Regions from separate parts of the Homo sapiens genome. Here region 2 is linked to region 1. A link is a contact called in ENCODE Hi-C or POLR2A ChIA-PET data. All regions are on one chromosome and are shown on one strand. The core of a region is the stretch at or near the end of the contact, and the rest is flanking DNA. Distances in the headings are between cores, read along the strand shown.

The links. A loop is a pair of places that touch in the nucleus more often than their neighbours do. ChIA-PET counts read pairs that join two places held with the same protein, here RNA polymerase II (POLR2A). Pooled maps may share reads with other maps.
Region 2: a loop to region 1 is called in a map of B cell, with 5 times the contacts of the local background. The contact joins the promoter of ZMYND11 here to the enhancer-like site in region 1. A Hi-C loop is called at or near these places in 1 of 168 maps with a recorded cell type or tissue (B cell), 4 of 37 single-sample maps with no recorded cell type and 11 of 50 pooled maps. POLR2A ChIA-PET finds 5 or more read pairs at or near these places in 3 of 52 experiments (AG04450, MCF 10A and T-cell).

Annotation. Positions count from the first base shown.
Region 1 is chr10:316,062-318,681 of GRCh38, reverse strand. All of the region lies in intron 31 of DIP2C (disco interacting protein 2 homolog C), which reads left to right. Among named protein-coding and RNA genes, the nearest start is that of ZMYND11, 180 kb to the right of the region's middle. Within about 2 kb of position 1,286, at least 4 of the 41 ENCODE cell types and tissues checked have a DNase peak (open chromatin) inside an H3K27ac peak, as active enhancers do; they include B cell, where a contact is called at or near this core.
Region 2 is chr10:134,146-136,765 of GRCh38, reverse strand. It overlaps ZMYND11 (zinc finger MYND-type containing 11), which reads right to left and starts at 1,311. Exons shown (of 15, transcript NM_001370100.5): 1 at 1,207-1,311. RefSeq lists silencers at 1,884-2,062, 510-2,069.

The DNA.
Region 1 (2,620 bases), core at 37-2,536:
CGCTGGGGATCATGGAAACCATATTCCAGGTATCCTGCACGTCAGCCAGCTTTCTGACCTGTAAGCAATGGAAACCTCCTTTGGCAGTTTGAGGCACCAGTGAGTGGCTCTCAGAACCACCAAGGGAGTAGGACCAGCGTTGGGAACCTGCCTATGGGAACCGCTTGTGCAGCAGCTTGTTCTTGTGAGGACACCACACCTTGAAGTCTGCACTGCTGACCTTGTTCCTGGACACGAGACTTCCCCACCAGCATGGCATTCCCCAAACCTGGATCGTGTCTGGACACCTTCACTGCCGACAGCAAGAGCCCGATTGGTTTGTGCTGTAAATGGATGTGACTGGTTGATCGTCTCCCCACACCCTAGCTTCCAGGAAGGCTGGGAAGGGACTTCTGGTATTTTTACTTCCTACAGAGCCACAAGGGCTCTGTATTCAAACAGGACTCAAAAAGTGGAGGAGTTCTCCCGATACAGGAGGACGGTTGAGATGTATGGTGACCAAAGTGTGGCAGCGGTGGCTGCTCCCACCCCTCCCTTTCGCCATCCAGCATCACTGTGTTCTCGTCCTGCCCTTACGCATCTCCATAGCCCCAGGAAGCCACCGTGATGCAGCTGCTGCTTTTACGTCTACTCAGGCACTTGCCCTTCATGCAAAGGGGAGACAAGCCGAAGCCTCTGGAATTACCATGACCGTCATCAAACCCACGACTTCCTAGGCGATGCCTCCTCTTTCTCTGGTTCCATCACTGATATTCTGTGATCTACAGATGGAATTGTAAAATTTACAATTGAGGGATGAAGAGAGAGAAAAGAAGAGGAACATTCGAATTCTACCAGTGTTTTTGGATGTCTCACGTGCCCTAGGCACTGATGGACACTGCACTGAACAGATAATCATGTTGGATCTGCAAGGTGCTAAGTGAGTCTTTCCATCTGTCTCCAGGAATGTTGGAGTCACCGCTGGAAGAGTCTTAGGGACCCAGGAGATCATGATGAGGGTCTGAGGGGTGTAACTGCACAGCTTCAAGTGTTCGCCTGGCTTTCAGCAAGGGATTCTCTATCGCAGTCACAGAACATGCCTGGCTTTTAGTCTATGTCTTGAACCAAAAAGCAAGAATCTGAGTTCATCATTCACTCAGTAAGTTCAACAAAAACAGCCGTGCCGTGTCACGTCTGGGTGCTTTCATCTGCTCTGTGGCTTGGCAGCCCCTAAACTAAAGCCTTCCCACGCCCTCTCTCTAAAGTGTCAGAGCATGGCGTCCAGGCTGCCAGCCTCATGGTGCTTTCCGCACAGCTACTCAGCTCTGCTGTGCCACTCAAAGCAGAAACAGGCAATATGTAAATGAGCAGGCATTGCCGTGCTTCAGTCAAACTTTACGAAAGCCAGTGTTTGGCTGGTCCTGATGACCAGCTTGCTGGTAGACGGCCTGAGCTGAGTTCACACTGTCTGTGGCCCCCACCCCACCAGTAATCCATTCCAGAACCCCCATTTCCTGACAGTTTGTCACCTGCATCAATGCCTGATGACAACATACAGATCCATCCATTTGATGCCAACCATAGAAACAAGCTCAATGTGATTTTTGCAAATTTATTTTTTAAATATTTTGGAATTCCATTTTTTATTGAGATGTAGAAGTCACAAGAGACTCTTGTTCCAACCATAACCGTCGGAACAATCTGGTTAATACACAGACTCATCGTTTCTAAGATCCATCAGAGAGCTGAAGACTCAAATGTAGATGAATTACATTTCTTCCTAGGAGAAAAGAGACCTGTATGTGGTTTTTCCCATGGCAGAGGAGCCAGGAGAAAGAATTTACCATAAAAAATGATAAAGCAAAAAGTTTCTGAACTTTTTAAAAAACATAAATGGCAGTATGTTATTTGCAAGGTAGATGAGAATCCCAGGGGAGTCCTAAAAGTGGATGCATTTTCTCTGAGGCACTCTGAACCTTTAGTGTGCAAAAGGCAGGGGCTCCTGAGGGCTGGGAGGTGAGCAGGAAAGCCGCTGGCTCCCGCTCGAGGGTGGCCTGGATCACCCAGCAGAGCCCTGGCTACCCTCCAGGGCAGCCCAAATCACCGTGGGAACTCCACTCACACTTCAACAATGGAGGTGGGATGAGGGCATAGCACATCCCTCTGCAGCGCCCTTGCCCTTCACCATGTGTAACGTATTTGCCTTCCAAAGGCTGGGAGTGTGGCAGTGGAATAGAGGAAGCTGGGGGTGAGACTGAAGAGAGAATCACCCAGTTACCTAAAGTGGGTGGAAGGTCTCCTACTGTTTGGAAAGCAGATCTCTCGCCGTGAAGCATAGAAGACATCCAGTGTCAGTGTTCAGGCCCAGCATCCGGATCCTGCCCATAGGCTTGTAAATTCTTTTCTGGGGGTAAATGTTATTTAATCTTTACTGTTCTTTTAAATACAATCTTCGTTTTTCATAAAACATTGTGTTATATAATCAAAATTTAAAAGACCTGCAAAGAAGCAAGAGAAATGGACTCATGTTCATGAGAGGAGATGGCCCTAGAAAGAGTCAGTAGAAGAGACATGCTGCAATTATCAGAGACTTCGAAATAGCTGTGATAGGTGAGGCCAGAAATTCGTTGAAAAGGTGTAC
Region 2 (2,620 bases), core at 62-2,561, 180 kb after region 1:
AGTACTGTGTGCACACAGTATATGACACCTGGTACTATACACACCGCATATATGACACCAGGTACTACATACACACTGTATGTGACAACAGGTAAGGTAAATATATTCAATACTATCCAGATACTACATACACTCGTATATAACATGGAGTACCACACGCACAGCTCATATGGCAGCAGGGTACCAGGCACCTACTGCACACAATACCGGGGGCTGAGTGCACAGCCTAAGCGAGGAAGATACATGTACACACCGTGTATGATAGCCGGTACGACACCGGGTACTTCGAGCACACTGCATATGACACAGAGTACACACCATATATAATCCCCGGTACTGCGTACCCACCGCATAGGACACCGCACTGCACAACGAGCACTGGTACACACGAATAAAACAGGTACGGCGGTCACTCTGCAAAAGACACCGGGCACGGCGCACACATCGCCAGCTCCTCCTCCTCCCGGCTCGGGAGAAAAGCGCGAGGAGAGACTGCAAGTGAAAGTCCGGGTCCCGGCGCCCCCCCTCGTCCCAGCCGCGTCCTCAGCAGCTTCTCCCCGGAGCTCTGGGTGGGAGGAGGGCGGCGGACCCCACAGGACTGTCCCGGAGGTCCGCGAGGACCTGTTGAGGCGGCGGCCTCGCTGCCGGGGTCGCTCACAGCCCCGGGGGACCGACGAATCTCCGCCCCGGGCCTCGGGGCCAGCCCTGCCCGCCGCTCCCGGGCTAGCACACGACGTGCCGCGCCGACAAACGCTTCCTCTCCGCCCGCCACACGCCCGGAGCCGCGTTCCCCGCCGGCCCGGACTGCGCACGGGCCCAGGAGGCCTGACCGAAAGCGGGGCACAGGGCCCGGCGGGCGGTGCTCACGCGACTCCGCGGCTTCCCGGCCCGAGCAGGCCCCGCGCGGTCCTCCGGGGCCTCATCCCGGGGCCTCTTCCGCGGCCGCCCAAGGCGAGTGGGCGCGGGCCGGCAGCCTCCGCAGGCCCCGCCGCCGCCCTCGCAGGCCCCGCCGGCCCGGCCCGCCCCGCCATCCACAAAGCTCCCCGGCAGCTCGGAGCTCTTCGCGAGCGGGCGAGCGACCGTCAGCACCCACTGGTGCCGCCGCCGCCCCAGAGGCCGCGGCCAGGCAGGCTCCACCGCGCGGGCCGCGCCATCTCCACGGACGCCCCCGCCCGCCCCGCCGCCCCGCCGCCGAGCTTTCCCCACCATTATGCTCCGGCTCCTCCACCGCCGCCGCCGCCGCGCCCGGCCCTCCCCTCCGGTGCCGCCTCCTTCCCGCCGCCCGGCGCCTCTCGGGCCTGAGCCGGCGACGGGCGCGGGGGGCGGGGGGGACGCTCAGGCCGCCTCCTCCTCCTCCCTGCCGGCCTCCTCCCTCCTCCCCGGCTCCCCCCCGCCCGGACCCCGCCGCCGGCTCCGCGCGAAGGGCTCCGGGCTCGAGGGGCGCCATGTTTGTAATACTCCACCTCAGAGAACGCCGCGGTCGCGCCTGAGCGAGGGAGGCTAGGCGGCCGGGTCGCCGCGTGCGGGGTGAGGGCCGGGAGGGCACCGCCGCCCGCACTTACTCGCGTCTTCCCCTGGCGCCGCGGGCCTGCGGGGCCGGAGCGGGCGGCGGGAAGTTGGGCGCCGCCGCCCGGGAAAGTTGGGTCCCCGCGAAGCCGCGGCAGCCGCTCACATGGCGATGCGCGCGGGGCGGCCGCTCGGCCCCACCGGCCCCTCGGCCCGCCCGCCCTCGGAGTTTATTGTGTCGGGTCGAGGCGCCCCGCGGCCGGGCCGCGCACTGGGGGCTCTAGCGGCTGGCGCCGGACTTGCGCGCGGCCGGCCCGGCTCGCGGCCGCCTCCCGCCCGGGGCCGGAGCCGTGCACGCGGCTCCTACCTTCCCCACGTCCTGTCTTCGGCGCCTCTATCCGAAATTTGTTGGAGCATATTCCTCTGTCTCCACACATGCACTCCGTATCCACACACACGTGAAGGCTACGTACGTGCAGGCGCGCTGGAGCCGGGAGCGGGCGCCGAGGCCGGGGCGCGAGGGGGCATTGTCAGGCGCCGCCGCAGCTCAGCCCCGGGTGGACCCGGTGCCTGCCCCTGGCTCGCGGGGTCCGGAACAGCGAAGTCTGAGAAGTACGAGTGCTTCTCTTAACAACATTGTTTAGGTAGTCTGAACAGCCCTTTACTCCTGTCATCAAAAAGAGCGGTAGGGATACGCTAAGTTCCCCGTTTCATCTCTGCGCAAACAGGACCGCGAAAAGAACAGGACCACCCATCAGCAGCCCTGCAAGAACACTGCAGATTTGCGCGAGAAGTAGGTTATCTTCTATGGAGAGGAATTCTAGACCTAATCAGAGACGATCCCTTAAGACTCTGGTTTAAGAAAGGTTCGGAGATAAGCATACTTTGATAGCGTTCACCTGTTTTCCCTGAGGACCTTTCGCCACTGGGAGTCGGGGAACACCTGTCAGTCAGAGTCCTCTGCTCTGAAATTCGGTGAGTACAGGACAGCAAGGTGTTTTCAGGGAGACCGCATTCTCATAACTTTTACTACAGTATAGTGTTATAATTGTTCTGGTTTATTATTAGTGTTGTTAATCTCTCATTGTGCCTGACTTCTAAATTAAACTTTATT